Regions from separate parts of the Mus musculus genome. Here region 2 is linked to region 1. The links are chromatin loops, found by intact Hi-C in ENCODE. Cell type or tissue: gastrocnemius. All regions are shown on one strand. Links, peaks and the distances in the headings refer to the core of each region. The heading gives the core; the rest is flanking DNA.

Region 1 (10,125 bases), core at 753-8,752:
GCTCAAAAATATGCTTTTGCCCAAAGTAGAATTATTTGTCACAACTTAAATTTAGAAAGTGCTGCCCTGACCGCTTTTGCAATCTTGGGCCTTGTTTCAGCAGCATTCAGAATCTTCTCTGCTTTCTAGAAGACGCCTGTCACCAGTGGGTGGGAGACCACAGCTGCCCACGGGACAAAATCAGGACTACCCACTCATTGGTGTAAATAAAACTGCCATGATCCCTTATAGTCTCTGGCTGCAAGGGCAGAGCTAGGCAGATGTCGCAGGAGTCCTGGGGTCCATGAAGCCATCTTCAGACAAGTTAGCCAAGGCCACTCTAGCAGAAATTCCAGAGGGCTGAAATGACCAACATCAGGGTCATCAGGACCAGCACCCCACCAAGGAAAAGTCCCTGGGTGAGCTTCTGGTCTGCGTGGTCACTGAGCACCTACTGTCAAACAGAACAAGAGGAATGTGACCGAGTTCAGGCCTGCCGCAGGCCGTGCGTGAGTCTTACCAGAAGGTCTGTTTCGCCGTCTGGATGACATTTGCTGACATCTCCACATCGATGTAGTCGTAGTGCAGCGCTCCTGGGTCCGTGGAGGACCCCGTCTCAGCCAGCAAGATGCCAATCCACCTGCCCATGTCTTCAGACGATGATGCCTGTCACGGGGAAGAGAGACAGAGATGCGTGACGGGAAGGGAAAGAGAACACAGAGTACCTGGGAGAGAGTGCCAGAAAAGAGATTCATAAGAGTAATTACATCGGAGCCACAGCAAGTTACAAAGTGTGCTGGCTGCCTGGCCTGGAGACCATGCAGGTGGGCGCTCTACCCCATGACTCCCAGAGGTCCTAGCCCAGCCTGTGCTGCAGCGGGTGTGGTATGTGGCGGCAAGCTTGCTTCTCTTATCTGGATACTATTGAAGACAGCTTATCTTCAAGTCCACTGCATCTTTGCAGGTGTGACACTTTTCTGTAGTTTTGACTAGCTCTGTGTTTACTGTTTTAAAGACATCTGTAGGTGCCAGACCTTATAGCTTCTTTAAAGTTTTTTTTCCATACTACCTTTAAAATTATCCTTATTAAAATTTTAATCCATCCTTGTTAAGTGTTTTTGTAGGCAGGTAACAGCCCAAGAGAAAAAAAAATAGACTTGGCTGCTTGCTGTCGGATCAGTGAGAGCTAGGGTAGATACAGCATCCCAGAACTGGATGAGATATGCATTTTTGCACGGCAGCCACCAGGGGGCAGTCATCCTCCTCGTCCCTGAGACTATCTGGGCCAGTGAGTCCTATAGAGATAATATAAGGTCCGAGACAAACCAAAAATAAGCCAAACAAAAACCTACTATGAAAACAATTTTGGAAATAAGTACCCACATGCTGAAATTCAAGATGTTGGCTGCGTGCCTGGACACCTTGACACTGCTCAGAGTCCCATACCCACACCACAGCCATTTAAGATTGGGCTCTGCGTCTGGTGGATGGCATGTATGTCAGCCGCTGATACAAGCCTAACACAGCCTCACTTCTGCTGACCTTGTGGCACGAACATACTGACATGAACCCTGGAAAACATAATTCTTCACGTCTGTGAATGTATGACATGTGTGTGTATCTTAATCATAAGAAGGAGAAAGGAGAAAAGGGGAAAAATAAGTCTGGATTACTGTCAAGTAGAAAAGACCAAAATGGAAGACTGGTGAACTATCCTATAAAGCAGCCAAGCAGACAATAAAGGACATAAGTAGCCACAGGCTTGCTCCTCACAGACCCTACCACAGGGTGTCAGGGGCCCTAACATGTGGAGAGCTTTCCAAAGGACAAGCGAAGGAAACAGTCCTATGTACCTGAGTAGCCTATGCTTAGAAGAAGTATTTTAATGGAGATTTTTTTTCCCCCACAAGGTATTGCCTGCCTAGGCACTTTGAAAAAGTGGGCTCAACGGTTAACGGTTAAGGTGGTTAAGGTGGTGAGTTCAAATCCCAGCAACCACATGATGGCTCACAACCATCCATAATGAAATCTGATGCCCTCTTCTGGGGTGTCAGAAGTCAGCTATAGGGAGCAAGCAGGGCCAGAGTGAGAAGAAAAAGTGTCTGAAGACAGCTACAGTGTACTTACATATAATAAATAAATAAAAATAAATAAATCAGAAAGAAAGAAAGAAAGAAAGAAAGAAAGAAAGAAAGGAAGGAAGGAAGGAAGGAAGGAAGGAAGGAAGGAAGGAAGGAAGGAAGGAAGAAAGAAAGAAAGAAAGAAAGAAAGAAAGAAAGAAAGAAAGAAGAGAAAAGGTGGCCTGTTATTTGGAGCTAGGCATTTAGCTGTGGCAAGCAAAGTTGTCATGCATGATGCTCTTGGAAGCCTGTATCATCCATGACTCTCCAAAAGAGAAACCCTGAAGACAACGTAAAACAGAATTAGCCAAGGGAGGGAAGGGGCTGGATCAAAATCAGTCCCTACAGGGAGCTAGGGTCTTCTGCAGAAGACCTAATCATGCTGTTGACAGAATCTGTGTACACCTCTCTGGATAGCAGCCCCAGGGAAGCCCATACCTCTAGAACAGCCACCTCCTGTCCGTTTCGAAGCAGCCGGAAGGTCAACGGGTGCTTAGAATCCAGGCCCGGGATCACCTCGCAGCCACGGAGGGGGATGGAGACGAGGTGGGTCTTCAGGTCAGCCCTGTCCTTGTGGAGAATGAGTTTGCTGTCCTTCACTCTGCACCAGCGCTCCCGCCAGCGGCTGTTAGAGAGCACATTCAGGTAGCCTGCAAGGAGAGGATGCCACAGCTCAGGCTCCCGAGGAAGCCACGTCCCTTGTCTGTGGTCTTTTACAGAGTGCACGAAACACACGCTCACATCCAGGTTTTAAATGCTCATAAAGAGATAAGAGTCATTATTACACAGCTGCCTTTCAACGGGACCTGGAGGCTCTTCCCCGGACAGAACCCACTGCACGGTATCAGGACCAGTTTCATCTCCTTGGTGTCTACACGGGAACCAGGAAACCGCCTTGAGACAGTGACAGTGGACATGGGGTGGCGAGGAGGGGCTGACAGCTGCCTGCACATAACGGAAGAGAAATCACATGCAAGACGACCCAGCTGCAAACGCTGTAAGCAGAGCACGGGAGACAGAAATAAAAGTATCAGAAGATGAAAACTCTCCAGGAAGTGGGAGGCCCGGGGAGTGGTAAACTCCCCAGCGCTGGATATGTTCCAGCAAATGACGGAACGTGGCTGGTATGAGCTCCCCACCCACAGCCCAAGGCCTCCTCCTGGTCTCTATGTCCCATCCCTGCTTGGGGAAGCCAGAGTTTCATCTCCTGGAGAGACTAACCCAGATGAAAGCTGACTGTGGCATCTGTGGCAGTTGTCCTACTATGGCCTCCAACTGTCCCACTGTGCGCACACCATCTCTCCGAGACTAAGAAAGGATTAGACAGGGAAAGGGTGGCCAGCGGGTAAAAAGGAGGATAGTGGAGAAGGCTAGGTGTCGCTCAGCTTCTTCCAGGTCTTGCACACATACGTACTCAGACCCTCAGTGCTCAGATGAAGGTTTGCACACCTCTGATGAGTTTTTCTTCAAGATATATTCCCAGTGAGTACCCACATATGCAAAATGTGAGTCCTTCTCTGGCTGGGGGCCTCCTGAGTCCACACACTCTTAACACTCTAACATGCATCTCTTGCCTCGTGAGGCGAAGAATCTCTGATGTCACAGACACCAAGACAGAAGCCTGTGAGCACCAGAAAAGGGGACTCTTGTGTTCAGGCAGCTTCTAGACATTTTTCTTCAAGGGCCATCTAGGAAGGAGAAGGAAGGCATCTTCAGATGTGGGGTGCCCTACCAGAGGCCATAGCCAGACCTGATGCCTACATAAAATCAAAGACAGATAAGGGGGATTGTTCCCAGTACAGCTGCAGGTTTCGCTTGAGAAACCGCAGCTAAATGATATTATTCTTTTTAAAGGCTTTTAATGTATAGATGGGACTGTTCTGATTCATTACTGTTTTAAAAGGAAGAAGGAAAGCCCTGCTTTAAAACGCAGTCAGACGAACATCTTACTAGAACTGTTTTGAAGGCTATCAACAGCAATCAATCACGCAGAGAGCCAGGCACTAGACCTCTCTGAGTAGACGTCACCTGTATCAACAGAGCCTAAGTGTTTTCTGAGCGCACGCCCACAAACAGGATGGCAGGAAGGCCTGAAGTAACTTGATCTATTCTGGAGACATGGATCACATGTGCATGGGCTCTTTAGCCACTGTTACAGAGCCACTCTGGACGGGGAGTGGAGGCACATGCCTGTGAGCCCAGCATGCAGCAGGGAGGCTCAGAGAGATCATGAGTTCAAAGCCAACCTGGGCTATATAATAAGACCCTGTCTCAACAACAACCAAAACCAGAAACAAACAAACAAACAAAAAACTAACCAGTGTGGTAACATATATTTTCAGTACTCGGGAAGTTGGATGCAGGACATGAGTTCAAGATGAATCTGTATGACACATGATGACCTTGCCTTTAAAAACAAAAAAAGCTCTGAACTCTAGGGCATATGGGCTTCATGAAGCTGCCAGATAGGGAAAAGATGCATCGTGTGTGAGTCGGCTGAGTTGTCTGTGACTGGGCCTAAGCAAGGATTAGAGATCTAGTGGCACAAGACCCTCCAGTGACCGCACTGTAGAGAGCCTCAAGCAGATAGTCTCAGACGCCAGCCTGGACAGAACTGACAGCAGCACCAGCCCACTCCTCGCTCCTCACTCCGGATGGAGTCTGCCCACAGTCATCAGATGCTGCCGCTTTCCCAACATTTCAGCCATAGAAGGATGATTGCATGAGACAGGTCCTCCCTTAAGTTAAAGCATGACTTCATGGGACATTACCATATTTTAATACATTCTTGGGATTTAAGTTTCAGAGAGAGAGAGAAGCAGGAAACTCAGACATGTTCACAGCTGTGTTTGTCAACAGGCCCCCATGGCACCTCACTTTCTCAAGAAGTGATTCCCAAGTTTTCATTTTCTTGGGGAGGGAACACAGAGGTGAATAAGGTCAGGCGGGGATCTGCCAGATCTTCCAGCTAAAGCAGACATCTGCCACCAGAGGGCGGCAGAGTGCAGCCAGGACCTTAAGACCTGGATGTGGACGGGCTTGGAGGCTTCTGGGGAACAATTAGATGAGGGATTTGTTGTTTGATTTTTCCACTGGTTTTTATTCTTTTTCTATTTTTATAACCCCACTTATATTATAGTAATGTGCTAATATATCTTTAAAACTGGGTAATTTCAGTTTAATATTTTGAGATTCTTTCCACTCCAAATTCTACAGAAAGAAAGGCAAGATTAAACAAGGTCTCGTTTGAATTCTAAAGTTAACTCTACAGGCCTCAGAGTCTACCTTTTTCACCCGAGCCTGGGCAGGGCTGAGTGTGCAGATGTGTTTCGTTGACTTTAAAGCACAGCAGGTAAAGAATAGACAGTGGTGGTAACACAGACCCTTAGCCCCTGCCCAGTTCACCTCCCATGTTCACAGAAACCAAGGAACCGTTGGAACCCACATCCCAGACAAGCAGCCCGAATCCCCAAAGCAATGAGTGGCCTTGCCAGCATCTTCTGGGCCCTGCGCTGAGTGATGGTGACACTGCAGAGCAGTGTCATAATCTAGCAATGCAATGAGGCTTGGACCAGTCTGAGCTCCCAGGTGGACAGCAAGAGGAGGCCTTTGTGCTTGTACCTAGGATGATGTGACTAGTATAAGGCACCTGTGTGGGGCAGAGAGAGGGTAGACAGACAGGAGGAGGGCTGGAGGGAGGGTACATTTCCAGGTCTCACGGCTTTGCTTATAGAATAACAAGAACCCTGGGACTTTGTCAGACCATGGAAGGCCAGGAAAAAAAAATCATCTTGGGTTTGGAGTCTTGGTGTGTCTCTTGGGTACATTACCCGGAGGGCTGCAAACAAGCTGCCCAGACCAACACTAATGCATCCCTCAAAGGCCTCTCAAGGGATGAAGATGGCACCTAGGGCCACCCAGCTACCTCTGCAGCTCTGCTCCCCACCCACGAAAGCCCTGCAAGAGCACCCCAGGAAACCACAGCACCCCGTCTAGCTTAACCAGACTGCAGTGCACAGGTGTGCACCAAGCTCAGCTCAGTAATTCCCGGGACCCTTTTCTGCCTGCTCAGCTGCTCTGCCCTTCTGGCCCCATCAGCTTAGCACTGTCTCCCAGCAGCTGCAGGGGCTCAGCTTGGCAGGGTCAGTCCCCCCGGGCCCCAGTCCAGCTCCCTTCCTCTGCTGAGAGCCCTGCAGCTGCTCTGAAAGGCTGAAAATGGCCATTGTTCCCTGTTCCCCTAGAGACACGTACCCTTACCTCTGGTCTGGCAGAGAGCTGCGTGTCCATTTTAGAGTTGTGCGGACAGAGGCCATTGTCTCGGCAGAAGCCAGAGCTGTGACCAGCAAAGTCTCAGGCCCCTGCTCTCAGGATCACCCAAGCTCTCAAGAAACTGACTAGCATGGAGACAGTAATGCTGTGGGCATCTGTGGGCAGGCCTGCAACGCTGTGCTCTTCTGATAAGGAAGTGCCATGACTTACAGGGAGTCAGAGAGTATTGAGGAGTGGAGTCACCCGCTTGTGAGGGCAGGGGCCACCAATTCTGCTGAGGCCCGAGACTCATGACTTCTCTGAGGCACGCCATTCTCCTCTGCAAGAGGAGGGCCCAGACTGTGACCTCTGACCTGCCTTGCCATGTTAATTAATACACAACCATTCCTCCTTAAAGCATTTCTACCTCTAGTCTTGAATCCCGGCGCTCAGGAGACAGATGCAGCAGGCAGATCTCTGTGAGTTCAAGACCTGCCTGGTGTATATGGTGAGACCGTGTCTCAAAAACAATAATTTCTTATTATCTCTAACCTAGATCAGTTGAAAAAAAAAGCAGAAGCTAAACTCTCCTTAACTCCAGACTGCTGTCATCTCAAGGGCTGATGACAAAGGCAGGAAGAAAGACTATGTCCCCAAGAGCTCCAGGAAGATGGAGAGGTTGGCCAGGAGCAGTGTGGCAGTGTCCCCAGCCTCTCCCAACTCGGTCACAGCTTTGTCCAGCTGTCTGCACTCCAGCCAAGTTCTCTCCTCATAGAAAGGAATATGACATGGAGACCTTCATTACCAGCTGACCTGAGTCTGTCCTGTTCCCAGCAACTACTTGATGATAAATAGTCCAGGGATCTGGGGTGCACGTAGCTCCTGGTACCTATGGATGCTATTATTCTTTCCTGACTCGGAACCCAAGGAGGGGAATCAGTAGGAAAGAGGGGACTGTAAACAGAATGACTCTGAAGGAAGCGTGTGTTCACACTGATGGGAAGCAGGCTCTGAATAGTAATCTACAAGGGCGTATTCCTGGTCTTGTTTTGTTCTGGTATAGGGTCTTACTATGTTGCTGTGGCTGGTTAGTACTCAGTACATAGCCCAGGATAGCCCAGACTAGTCCAGTCTAGCCCAGAATAGCCCAGGCTGGCCTTATTGGCAATAACCCTCTATGCTTCTGCCCCCTTGGTACTAGGATTACAGGCATGTACCCTCATACCAGGTTCCATTCTTGGTACTAGGATTACAGGCATGTACCCCCCATACCAGGCTCCATTCTTGATATTTTTAAGGAAGGAAAGGGCCTGGAGGTAGGACACTAGCCTAGAGCATCTCTAGTACTATAAACAAATCAAAATCGAAAGGCGAACATTCCTTTGCATTTATGAAGTTTTCCTCCTTGAAAGAGCTACTCAGTTCCCCTAAATGTGGCTACTAGGACTGTTACAGTGTGGTGTTGTTACCATTCTTGTGGACGCTGTACCCAACAGCCTGCCCACAGCCTAACTTAGGTGCCATGATAGCACCCTCCACTGCTTTGCTCTCCACATGGTGGGCACAGCTGGCTGTTACATACGCATTCCTCTGGTTCGTGTCCCTGGTTGGTTCCTCTCTTTAGCCCCTAGCCTAGACACCAGGCAGGCAAGACTGGCTTGGTGACTGCTATAGACCATATGCTTTACCCAATCTCTGACAAAATAGCATCACACACACATACATACACACACACTGGGGGTGGGGGACAGAGACAGACAGACAGAAGACAACACTGTGAACATGAGATGACCACACAGCTCTGTCTGCAACTTAAGTTCTAGGTGTGACCCAAAGGAGACTCAGTTCTAGAGCTTTGGCCTGTTTGGTGCCTGTGTCCAAGTCTGGAAACACTGGCGAGAACTCGGGGAAGAGACAGAGAACATTGGTATTTACCTTGAAAAAACCATGGACCAGCATCACAAGCCCTTGGAGATACTTCTATTACTAAAGGCTGAAACTGCTCTCCACACTTCAGACAGCCCCAGAGCACACCCAGGGATAGTCTGCTGACACATGGCAGGGTCTTACCACAAGTGGGCACATCCTCCTCTGCTGATGATGTCTGCTCATCTGTGGATGGCTTCTTCTTTCCCAGACCGATGATCTTGGTAATTTTCTTCCCAGTGACCTTGGACACAGTCCCCTTGGCCTCTGACTTGGAAGGTTTCTTCCTCTTTGCTGTCAACACAAAAGTGTGTCTTAACCATTGGTGTTAAGTGGGAATGTCACAGCGCTGATCGCCAGGCATTTCCTCCTCTCCAAACTGTCACTCATCGTACACATGAACACCTGTGACGAGCCAGCTGGGGATCCAGATGCTGGGGCAGCAGAAGGATATGGCTATACTCAGGAAGCCCGCACTGCAGAGAGGATCAGGTATGAACACATGTGCATACAGGCATGTGAGCATTACCATCCATACATGACGTACTCACGGCAACAAAGGATGGCAAAACCCACATGGAGATACGAGTTACTTGGAGAACGGATGAACGGGTGAATGGTCACACAGAGCCTGCCCAGGGCAGAGTTGACTGCTCAGATGTAAAGAATGAGATATGCCTGTCTCAGAGGAAGCAACTCCCAGGCTGACACAGATCATCAGTGTGTTAAGATGCAGGGGCCCAAGGAACCAAGGGGAGCTAGTACCACTGCCGCAGTAGCATGGTTGACAAGGGGCAGGTCCTTAAGAAAGGGAGAGGAATGTGGGTCCTCATTGGTGGTCTATCCTGTCCATTTTGGACACTACGCTGAGCTTCTCTGTGCAGAGCTCTCAGACGAGAGCCTACCTTTCGATCCATCACCTCACATTTTAATCAGGACAGTGATGGCTAGGAATGATCTGTTAGCATATAAACCTAGAAACATGCTGTACAATAAGAACTTTTGTCTTCTGCAAAAACCAGAAGACCTGAAAATCCTGGACTCCCATATGCAGTATCTTGGTGCAGAGTCCATGCCAGTGATAATGACTCCTGGTTCTGGCACAGGGCAGTTCTCATCTCTCTAGACCAGGCCACAGAGGGAAGCTGACTGTGAGCTGGTTTCCTGAATTTGCTCTTACTCAGACATGTGTAGCCCTCTCCTCCCCTCAAGGTTTCATCCATGAGTTGAGCTGAATCACAGGATGAGACTCAGACAAGTCAGAATGGATGCATAAGGGCCCACTCGGAGCTGAGGGACCTGATCCTTCTACTCGAGAGCAACTCCGGGCAAAGGCTAGTCAGCCCATCTCGGTCTCTTAAGAATGTCAGTCACATGCTAGAGCTGGGTGTGAGGCTTTCCCAAGGGTCTCCTCCACTGGAACACAGCCTCCCTGGGCTGCAGTTCTACATCAAGACCCATGCAGCATCACCTCGCTCACTACACACCTAGTGCAACCCTTCAGTCCTTTGGGACAACACACAAACCCTTTTAGAATGCAATGGGCATCCAGGCTCCTTTTCCAGGAACAAGTGAACCCAGCAGGTCCCATGGAATCCTTCCAGAGACAGAACACCTAGGAGCATGGATTAAGTTTCAGAAGAATTCCCCAACTCCTCCCCTAAACAAACGTGCTCACTCTCAAGGAGGCCCCCAGTCCTCTTTGGCGAAGAGGAGAAAACAGTCCCCGTTTCTACTTCCACCCTGCCCGCCCTCTGAAGTCAGTTGGTGAAATCCTTGCCTCCCCCTTGGTATAAAGGTAAGGAGCAGTGCCTGAGTGAGGAAAGAGCTGCCTGCCATACTGCAGCTAAAA
Region 2 (10,125 bases), core at 1,089-9,088, 100 kb after region 1:
CTTGTGACTGAGATCTGTGGCGTCTCAGCAGATACCTCCCTACCTCGCCTTACCTCCAGCCGTGTCCGGTCCACGTCTTTGGGCAGTTTCACACGAATTCGGTTTGTTACGATGAGGGAATCATAGGGATATATCTGCAGGAAAGACACCACAGGGTTATCTTGAGAGACAAGTACCCCTGAGCTGACCAAAAGGCAAACCCGAATACATACTTGTGTGGGCTGCAGACATGCACATTTCATAGAGAAAACGCAACAAAAAGGATCTTTTAACCTGGGCAGGTGCAGCGAGGTGGGAGACATCGGTTAGTGAAGGCAGTCCCTTACCTTATACTCTGTAAGAGAAGAGCAGAGACCACAGGGCTGCCTTAGAAATGAAAAGAATCCATGCCCAGGATGAGAGCAATCCTCTTCCTGGGCAACTCCCACCCCCAGTCAGCTGGGCCGTGCTTGGTCGCTGGTCCCCTGAGCAGCCTTCATGGGACTCTGATCTTAGATTTTTAAGAGATTTCAAGGCTCTCCCACAGCAAACTGAGAGCAGGAGGCATGGCCAGGAGGCTGCAGGCCACACTGGAAGCTGTGTCTCGGCACTGTGCTTCTCGGCTGGGAGATGTCTTTCCGGGTGGTGTTCAAGACTACTCTGAGAAAGACATCAGTCTCAGTTTACCTAGACATGCAATGGGCTCTCCAGGGAAACTCTCTGAGGGGTGTTGTGGAGTCTGATGCCTTTAATGATGTGTATCTCTCCACCCCTCTACCACAGTCCTACCTCAATTGTCTTTTCTTCTTTTTTTGACAAGGTCTCACTGAGCTTAGGCTAGCCTTGAACTTACTATATAGCTGAGAGTGATCTTGAACTCTTGATTCACCTGTCTTCTGACCCAAAGTGCTGGGATTACAGTATGCACCATCACATGTAGTTTATATGGTACTGGGGATTACATCCAGGGTATGACAGGCAAGCCCTCTGCCACCCAAGCCACATCCTAGGCCCTCTTGATCATGCTTCGCTTCCTGTTTTAAACACCCGAGCTCTGAACTGCTCCTTCTGACAAGGGTTTTCTCTAGACTTAAGGTATCAGATAGAAGCTAACACGATGGCAGGGGCTCCATACACACAGGAAGGGTCACGAGAATCTGGCCTTCAAAATCATTCTGGAAGGAAGATGCCTGTATGAGACAGGCCCTTGGTCTTCCAACTTGAGACTCTGGAGTGCCAGCTCCATGGCTGGAGACTGAAACAACTACGTTAAGAGCAGGTTGGATGCTGCCATCTGTGTTCGAACTGGTATGCAAAAGCAAGATATCCCCACCCCCCGAGCATTCCAGAGGAGCACAGTGAGGGTAGCCAAGTGCATGACCCTATTCAGAGCTAGGGGAGCAGCCTTGAATGGAGTGCCTGTCACATGACCAGCTGGCCACTCACACACATGTCAGCAAACACGTGGATAAGGGCAAAGATGGGGTTTGACTTGCACTGTTCAGCTCAGACCCTGGAAGCTGTTTACTTATAACTGCTGTACTCCAAGAGATGCACAGCACTAAAAAGCCATGACAGGCCCCTGCAGCATAGGATGAAAAAGCTGAGGGCCATCAGGTACCCCTCCATGAGGTACCCTTCATCCATGGTGCAGAGCCTTCTGCCAGCAGGTCCCGGAGGGGTCGTCTCAGAATGAGACTGATCAACATGTGCTAGTGATTCTGGCCAAGCCAGAGACCCACGGGGGTCCCCATTGTGTGTACCTCGCGTGCCCCAGCTGGCATCCGGGTCTGCTCCACAAGGGGCCAGGTTGGCATTCTGGAAGAGAGAAAGAGAGAGAGACCGGCAAGAGGCAGGTTGCATGGGGCGGGCAGTAGGGGGCTGGAAGACAGCCCCCGATGCATCCTGGGTCCTCATACATCTGGGAGAGGAGAGTGTTTGACAGGTTTAGGTGACAAACAGATGTTGTCACCTAACGTTGAACATTGGAAAGTGAATATCCGGGAACCTGCCCTGTGGGCTGCTGGCTTTCACACCTGCCTCAGAAGCCTTTGAACCCTACCTGTCTGATCAACTCTGCCCTCCCTTTAAACATGAGCTCTGGTGCCTGGATCCTGCTCTGAAGCTGGCATGACCTACAGGACAGTTCAGCGCCCTTTCCTGTACTAATGCTGTGATAGGGCTAACGTGTGATATCTCCGTTCCTCCTTGTAAAAAGCAGCTTCAATGTGCTGTTCCCACACTCTAGGTAGACCCGAGAGTCACCCCGTCTCACTGTGACTATATGATGGCAAAGGGGTACCCATATATATGACTGCTGCCTCCTGGGGGCTATGCACTGTTCTTACTGTATCCCCAGAGTCCCCAGCTACGCAGTCCAGAGCACCAATGTCGGTGCTTTAAGACAAAAGGGGCCCTGGCCTCCCTCTGGAAACCATAGGCATCCCCACAGCTCCAGGTTCCCAAAAGGATCCTGGTGTCCAGAAGTCCCTAATACGCTGGACAGAGAGAGTGGCCTTGCTCTGATAATCATACTCAAGTAGTAACATTCTAGACAGGAAGTGGGCAGCTGACCATTGCCTGACTCAGGCTCTTCTCTCAACTGCTCATGGCTGTCATTAACAAACTGTCATCTCAGAACCATCTTGGTCATTAAAGGTCTTTTTTCTTTCTCTTCTTCCCACATGGAAAACCCCATCTGTACAAGCTACCCCTGTCTATGGGGACCCTGCCACTGCAAAGCGCACTGGGCCCCCATGGGGCTGCAGCATCCCTGTCCCATCTGACTCCTGCCACGGCCATGCCTGTTGTCTACACACGGATTGTGGGGTGAGCCGAGCTCCCTGAAGAATGTCTGACAGTACTCCAGGGCCCAGCACAGTCCAGGGGCTGAAACGGGGTCAGAGCTGTTGGGCAGAGTTTCTGAAACAGGCCCCAGGGATTGCATTTCAGCAGAGCACTGCAGGTAGAGGTACCCTGTGCTCCGGCTGCAGATACAGTTACAAGGAAAGCTGCTTCCGATGGACCGATGGACCGTAAAGCAGGCGAAAAGTGGGGCACAAGCTGTAAGCAGGCTCTACACCCCAGAGAATGTGGAAGCAGAGACACCCCATGCACTAAGACCCTTCATCTGAAACAAGGAGATGGAGGCCCAAAGATCTGCTGCTACCTCCTTTCTACCTCAGCTGGATTCTGCAGGCTGTGACTGGCTGTGGAGAGGGTGAGTGTACACACAAGGAGTTGGAATGGGCCTGTCTTTAAAATTTCTGATATTTGGCTTACCATGGACTTTTGGGCATGGGTGTGCATTTCTCTCTTTTCCTTCCTTCCCTTCCCTTCCCTTCCCTTCCCTTCCCTTCCCTTCCCTTCCCTTCCCTTCCCTTCCCTTCCTTCCCTTCCTTCCCTTCCTTCCCTTCCTTCCCTTCCTTTCCTTCTCTCCTTCCTTCCTTCCTTCCTTCCTTCCTTCTTTCCTTTCTTGATTTGTTTGTTTGTTTGTTTGTTTGTTTTGAGCTGTCTTGGCTGGTCTAGAATTTGCTATGTAGACCAGGCTGACCTCAAAATCATAGACATCTACCTGTCTTTGCCTCCCCAGTGCCAGGATTAAAAGCATGCACCACCAAGTCCAGAAGACCTGGGTTTCCAACACAACTTCAATGACTCAATCTAAGGGTTCTACCCTAGTTTGCCCTACTGGGCTCTAAGCCCTACATCCTTAGCTAGGGGTCTTTTTTTTTTTTTTTTTTTTTTTTTTTTAAGACTCTCTTTATTGTTTTTTTTTTTTTTTTTTTTTTAATTTATTTATTTATTATATGTAAGTACACTGTAGCTGTCTTCAGACACTCCAGAAGAGGGAGTCAGATCTTGTTACGGATGGTTGTTAGCCACCATGTGGTTGCTGGGATTTGAACTCTGGACCTTCGGAAGAGCAGTCGGGTGCTCTAACCCACTGAGCCATCTCACCAGCCCAGCTAGGGGTCTTATCATCAGGCAATAACTCTCCATGACCTCACTCCTTCACCTTTCCCCTTAGAAGTTTTCAAAAACAGCTTTGGGAACATTTTCTCAGCCTAAGACCAGTATCCCAGGCACATGGGTCCATGAGAGAGCCTCTGGTGCAAACTGAGGCCAGTCTGCCTTGGCCAAGCCTTTGCAGCTAGGACAGATTTATGCAAAGGAGGAATGCTGCCACCTAGTGCTTGGAATCTCAAGTCGCAAGCAGCCAAGCACCTGCAACAACAAGCAAAAGGAGCGTCCTCCAGCCATCTAGGTCTGAGGAAAGGGAGGAAGGATAGGGACTGGGCCAGCCTCCAAATGGAGGAACTTCTAGAGCAGAAAAAGTAGAGTCTACGCCCCATGTGTCTCTATAGACCACTCAGTGCAAGCAAGTCTTAGGCTAACCATCTGTGAGGCCCAGCAGCAGAGCTGAGGGGCAAGAACCAGCCCAAGGCTGTACGTACTGCCTGCCCCTGTGTAACTCCTCTGTAGTTCTCAATGAGTGCCAGGGCTGTCAAAGGTGATATGTTATATATCTTCCCCATCTGGGCACGTATGCGCTCTACTGACACGTTCTCTAATCTCGCTGTACCCCACAAGGTTGGACACACCCACAGGCTTTACTGTCCAGGCTCAGAGGGGTCAAGCATCTTTGCTGAGTTCACACAGAAAACACACAGGACTGGAGGAGTTTGAACCCATGGGCTTTGCTTTCCCAAGATTATACTATGGTTGCTCGTAGGAATGAGGTCATGGCCACCCACACCGGCTGCTGTGATTTTCCTGCTAAAGCCACATAGGAATGAGAGGCCTGACTCAGCAGACGCTGGTGTGGAAGAGGGGCTGGGGGCTTGCTTTTGAAGTCATGACTCATTTGGAAACTATTATCCATTCAGAGCTCATGGAAAGATCTCATAGTCAAATGTGTTCTCATAATCACTCAGATATAAGAACCAGGCTTCCCACCCTCGTTAGTTCTAGGAAATAAAGACTATGAAAGTTACATAGCTTGTTTCAAGATGGCTGGGAATTCAGGGTTCTTTAATTCAAACACATGCTCTCTCCAGAATCTCAGCTGAAGATCTATAGTCACCAACAGACCACTCCCACCCCCCGAGCCCCCATCCTGTGCCTCTTTCAGAGACAGGTCTTATAGAGCCCAGGTTAGCCTTGAACTCACTATGTAGCTAATGCTGGCCTTAAACTCCTGGTCCCTTTTTCTCTTTAAACACTTAAAATATATATAAATTTACAATTTTTGAGGCAGGGTCTCACCATGTAGGCTAGGCTATCCTGGAATTTTCTATACAGACCAGGCTGGTCTTGAACCCACTGGTATCTGCCTGCCTCCCAAGTACCAGGGTTAAAGGTGTGCATCGCCATGCTCAGCTGACATAAACATTTTTGGAGTTTTATGAACACATGGAAACTGGATTCAAAAGGTATTAGTTTCTGCATTTATCTACTGGTTCAAGCTTGTGAGTGAGTTACTCTGTAGTCTTGGTGACTCTTATTTACTAGATCTATGTCTGATTTTAAGACTGTGCAAGGCACCTATATAAGTTGTCTGTGACTGCTGGGTTGTTTGATGCCTTTACGTTTCTGTCACTGTTTCATGAGGACACTGCCACTCTCCATTCCTGCTCTCCCTTCATATATTACCTATTTGAAACTTAATTTCACTGTCATAGCATCATGTCTCCCAAATCTTTTTCTTATTATTTCTGTTTGAGAATATGTTTTCAGTGTGTATCTTGCTATTTTTTAACCCAACCTGACAGCCTGTTTTTTTTTTTTTTTTTAATGTTGGAATTTAGTCTGTTCACAGGTAACATCAGCATTTCTCCAAGTGGGACTTCTTCCAAGGAACAGCCACAAGGACCTTCAGGTGGCCAGTCACTATTCTCTTACGGATGGGCGGGCCAGCCAGCACACGTCAATCATTACTGACTTATTTAAAGGGAGACCTGCAGCAGGTGGCTGCTAGTCTGCTGGACTATGACCATCTTCCTCCTGTGGCAGGTTTGGGTTATCAGGACATTCTCATGCCCTTTGACAGGTACAACACTAGGGGTCACTAGGTCTTGTGACAAACCCCTCTTGGAGCAGGACTTGGGAGAACTTCTGTTCCTTCAGACACGGGACACGGTAAAAGGGTCGTGATCATGACTGTCCAGTCTTCACTGTCAGGAAGCTGACTGCTGCTTTGGTAGCTTTTCTCATGCAATGCAATTTGTTTGTTTTTGACAGAACATTCTCCTGAGGCTCCCTCCTCTCTTTTGGATCTTGCTCTCACTGAGCCTGTACTTTGATTTAGACTACCCCCTCACCCCGAGATCCTTTCCGATAGCAAAGCACTCAATGAATTATTTGAGTCTGAGGCACTGCAGGTCACTGGCAAAGGTTTGTGGGCAAGCACTACAGGAACTCCAGAGAGAAGAGCCAGGTTTGAACTGTTGAGCATGGCTGTAAAAGACTGTCTGGGTGACTGAATAGCTAGCCTTCTGACGAGGATGCATGGATGGATGTACAGGTATTGGAGGAGTGAGGATGGAAAAGAGCATGCACAGAAAACTAGGGATCCCAGAGCCAAGTGGAAAGTCAGAACTCTTGTGAGGATGGACTCCACCTTGGGGAATTCAAGCCCAGGGCACTTAGGTCTGCCTATTCTCCCCTCCCACATTCACATAAGATCTGCCTGTCAGTCCTGCAGAGTTAAGATGATGTTCACAATAGTTCCAGGAGGAAGATGGACCCACTAGGGTCCACAGCACCTATTCTCAAGAGAACTTGGTAGAAACCATGGCCTTTGCAGACATGGAAGCTCCCCAATGTGAGAGGAGAGCTGAGATTCTCCCAGGTGGTCACCTTCTGTGTGTCCTCCTAGAGTGCTGGCTGCACACAGGCTGGGCATGCAGACAGCCCAGAGTCCTTACCTTCCTCTCAATCACAAAGCAAACACCTAGGACCTGGCTTGAATGGGGGCACATATTAGCTAGGTCAAGCTGGGACACTGGCACCTCTGGGCCCCTTGCTTTGAGAGCAACTGTTCCAGGTAAAAAAAGAGAACCTTCCAGAGAGACAGACAGAGTTCCCATATCCGTATATCCCTGACTCTAGGTAGAGAGTCTTACATCTGATGTTAGAGGAATCCTGTTTCCAGCCTCCCTTGCTTTCCCTGTGGAAGACAGATCCCATTGGAAACTTAGAAGCATGCAACATGCAAGGTCCATTTCAGAGCAGGAAGGAAGATCAATGGGTGGGAAGGACCATGAACCTCTAGAGGTGCCTGCACGGGGAACACCCTGAGTCTAGGTCCTGAACAGAAGCACAGGAAATCAGAGCCTGAGAAGGTAGAGAAAACAATGGCTAGTCCCCAAAGGATGCCTGTGGCCACTGGAGATACCTCCCTGGTCATCAGAGTGTCCCATAGAGAAAAGGATAATCCAGACAGTTGGCCCTGAGTTCACATTGGAAAAGACCACTCCAGCAACACACACACACACACACACACACACACACACACACTCATTTCATTCTCTTGAGAAGTGGATTGTCTTGATTTATATACAACTTCCTGACACTAGGAAAGTTTTCCTCGGTGATGGAGATTCTCCTGGGGTTCTGTGCTGCATGAAGCTTGGTAGGTTCTGGATCATTAGCACACCTCAGCCTAGAGATCTTCACTGAGAGCCAACGTGGTTATAGGCTCCTCATAAAGGGCACTGGACCAGGGCACATGCCTGGCTCTCTTTGTGGAGTCAGGCTAGAGACTACCTGCACTTGCCTTTGTGTATTTTGAGATTGGGAAGAGGATAAGAGCCCATGCCCAGTGACCACAGACCACATGCTAGTACATGGGATGAGCACGGCTCCATAGACACAGGAACACATTAGCCATGGGGAAGGGTATGGGGCTGAAGAGCATCTCAAAGCAGCCCTAGTCATTCTGGGTGACCTACAGCTCCCCTGCCTTACACACTGGGGACTCTTTGGCTTCTGGGGCACAGCAGAAAAGAGTCAGAGTATAGCTGGTTGTGGCCTGGTAATTTTTGACATGGAAAAGGCTACAGTCACAGCGTCTTTAGCAGAACATCAGGCAGAGGCAAGCAGGCAAGCAGGATCCCTGCCTCTCCTTGCGATGAGGTCACAAAGCTATGGGGATGAGTGCAGGTAGGCAGCAAGTGATGGTTAGTGCCCCACGGGTAGGGAGGGTCCAAGTACCTACCCGGAGGTCCAGGCCATCCTTCCTGGGTCCTGGAAGAGTGTCAGGTTTGGAATAAGGAAAGCCTGTAACAGATACAGCACAGCCTCGTCACCCACCCAGCCTGACCAGGGGAAGGCAGGGTCCATAACACTTCCAGCAGAGGGACAGGATAGGCAGGTGACAACAAGCAGAGGTCCCTAAAGATAATCTGCCTGCCTTGCTTGTGACCTTTTATCCCCAGGACCCAGAGTGACATCTGAGCCAGTTATCCACATCATTCCTATTTGGGGGCCCAATACAGCTGGTACCCAGGTTTAGGATAAGCCTCAGTATCACATTACCTACGCTAGCTCCTCTCCTAGACTTGTGACCTCCTAGGCCAGGTAGGACTGTGCCATCCTGTGATAGCCACCACAGGCCACCACCAGCCACATAGGATTGGGGATCTTTGAGGCTGGGGGGAATCTGAAATTCAAATAGGGATTAATTATTAGTGCCTCTTGAAACAGAATGGGTGGGGCAGAGACCCAGGGATCCTTGCTGCTCTAGCATGAGGCCAAAGGCCATGGAAGCTACTGGGCAGCAGGGAAAAGGCTCAGAGGGCCATGGACCACATCACTCACCATTCACACCAAGAACTGGCATGAGGCAAGTCAGAGCTGCCCACCCACCCTGTTTGGCCCAGCTGCTAAGCATGCTGGGCTAGGCATTCCATTTCAGGATCCTGCAGAGAGCCTGGGCTCAACTTGCGACCAGACATGGAGAGACTCACTTGCTACCAGGTTACAATGAGATGGTTCCAGATGTGGTTGGAAGGGGTCTAACTTCAAGGGCACTAGTCTCGGATTTCTCTCAGCAGAGGAACCTGGTTGGATCATGAAGCCCTCGTTGAAATACTGAGCGGGAGAGAGCTGGAAGATGGGATGCTGGGCCAGAATGCTGGGCCACTCCTGCTTTTCCTGCCTCTTTGTGGCCTAGGTCAATGCACAGCCTGCTCTTTGCATTTTACAGAGAAAGGGCTTAACACCTCCTCCTCACTCAAAGCCATGGGGTCCCTCCCCAAGACACCTGCTTCCCAATTATACACAAAGTCTCTTCTGGTCTCCCAAGGGATCCACTGTGGAAACCCAGGGGCCTCTGCTAGCTGAAGGTGCTAGATGCAGCGAATGCTTCTCAAAGAGGAGGTCAGCAGCAATAAAGAACTTGCCTGTTGGCTGGGTTCTCAGCTCTACCCCGACCCTATTGCTACTGAACTCAGATTCTGCAAGCCTTCCAGGCCTTTTGGATGAACACAAACAGCAAATATCTCAACTGTATTTCTGGCCTGCTAGTCGGGGGACTGCACACGGTCCCCCCAGGCTCTATGGTCAACCTCTCACACATAGTAGCAATCTTATTTCCATAGGTCACACCATGTCCCCCAATCCTTACAGCCATCCCAGACTGGTCAATTACAAAAACAAAAAGATTCATTGTGTTTTTAGTTATGTGTATGTGTGTGTGGTATGGGCGTGGTCTGTGCTGGTGCCCATAGGCAAGAAGAAGAGGTCAGATCTCCTGGAGCTGGAGTTATACGCAGTTGTGGGATGCCCAGTGTGGGTGCTGGCACCTGAGTTCTGGCCCTCTACAAGAGAAGCAATGTGTTTAACTACTGATTCATCTCTCCAGCCCTGGCCATACTTTTTCCTTTAAGAAACTGAAGAAGATGGGGCGAAGCAGTTAAGAGAACTCAGGCTTGATTCCCAGTACCCCATGATGGCTGTTAATACTCTCTTCTGGCCTCTATGAGCCCTCCTAGGCTAGGTAGGACTGTGCCATCCTGTGATGGCCACTACAGGCCACCACCAGCCACATGGGATTTGGGATCTTTGAGGTTGGGGGAAGAATCTCAAATTCAAATAAGAATTACTAGTGCCTCTTGAAATGGAATGGGTAGGGCAGAGACC

What was found. A loop is a pair of places that touch in the nucleus more often than their neighbours do. Peaks named below come from ENCODE experiments on the same cell type or tissue, not always from the same donor. Only the 100,000 strongest peaks of a DNase experiment are listed, where the experiment ranks them.
Region 2: it touches region 1 in a loop (5-fold over the local background); 38 of 42 quality-filtered maps call a loop at or near these places.

Annotation. Positions count from the first base shown.
Region 1 is chr5:35,967,012-35,977,136 of GRCm38, reverse strand. Afap1 (actin filament associated protein 1) reads right to left here. Exons shown (of 17, transcript NM_027373.2): 9 at 8,418-8,567; 10 at 2,538-2,749; 11 at 500-645. Among named protein-coding and RNA genes, the nearest start is that of Afap1, 79 kb to the right of the region's middle. In gastrocnemius, for the core only: CTCF peaks have their summits at 1,230 (motif pointing right) and 5,081 (motif pointing right); DNase peaks (open chromatin) are centred at 1,256, 3,216, 5,092 and 6,237; H3K4me3 peaks cover 317 bases; H3K27ac peaks cover 3,682 bases.
Region 2 is chr5:35,864,842-35,874,966 of GRCm38, reverse strand. Ablim2 (actin-binding LIM protein 2) reads right to left here. Exons shown (of 22, transcript NM_001177696.1): 18 at 8,201-8,262; 19 at 1,743-1,797; 20 at 327-334; 21 at 54-134. Among named protein-coding and RNA genes, the nearest start is that of Afap1, 23 kb to the left of the region's middle. In gastrocnemius, for the core only: a CTCF peak has its summit at 4,174 (motif pointing left); a DNase peak (open chromatin) is centred at 4,171; H3K4me3 peaks cover 221 bases; H3K27ac peaks cover 981 bases.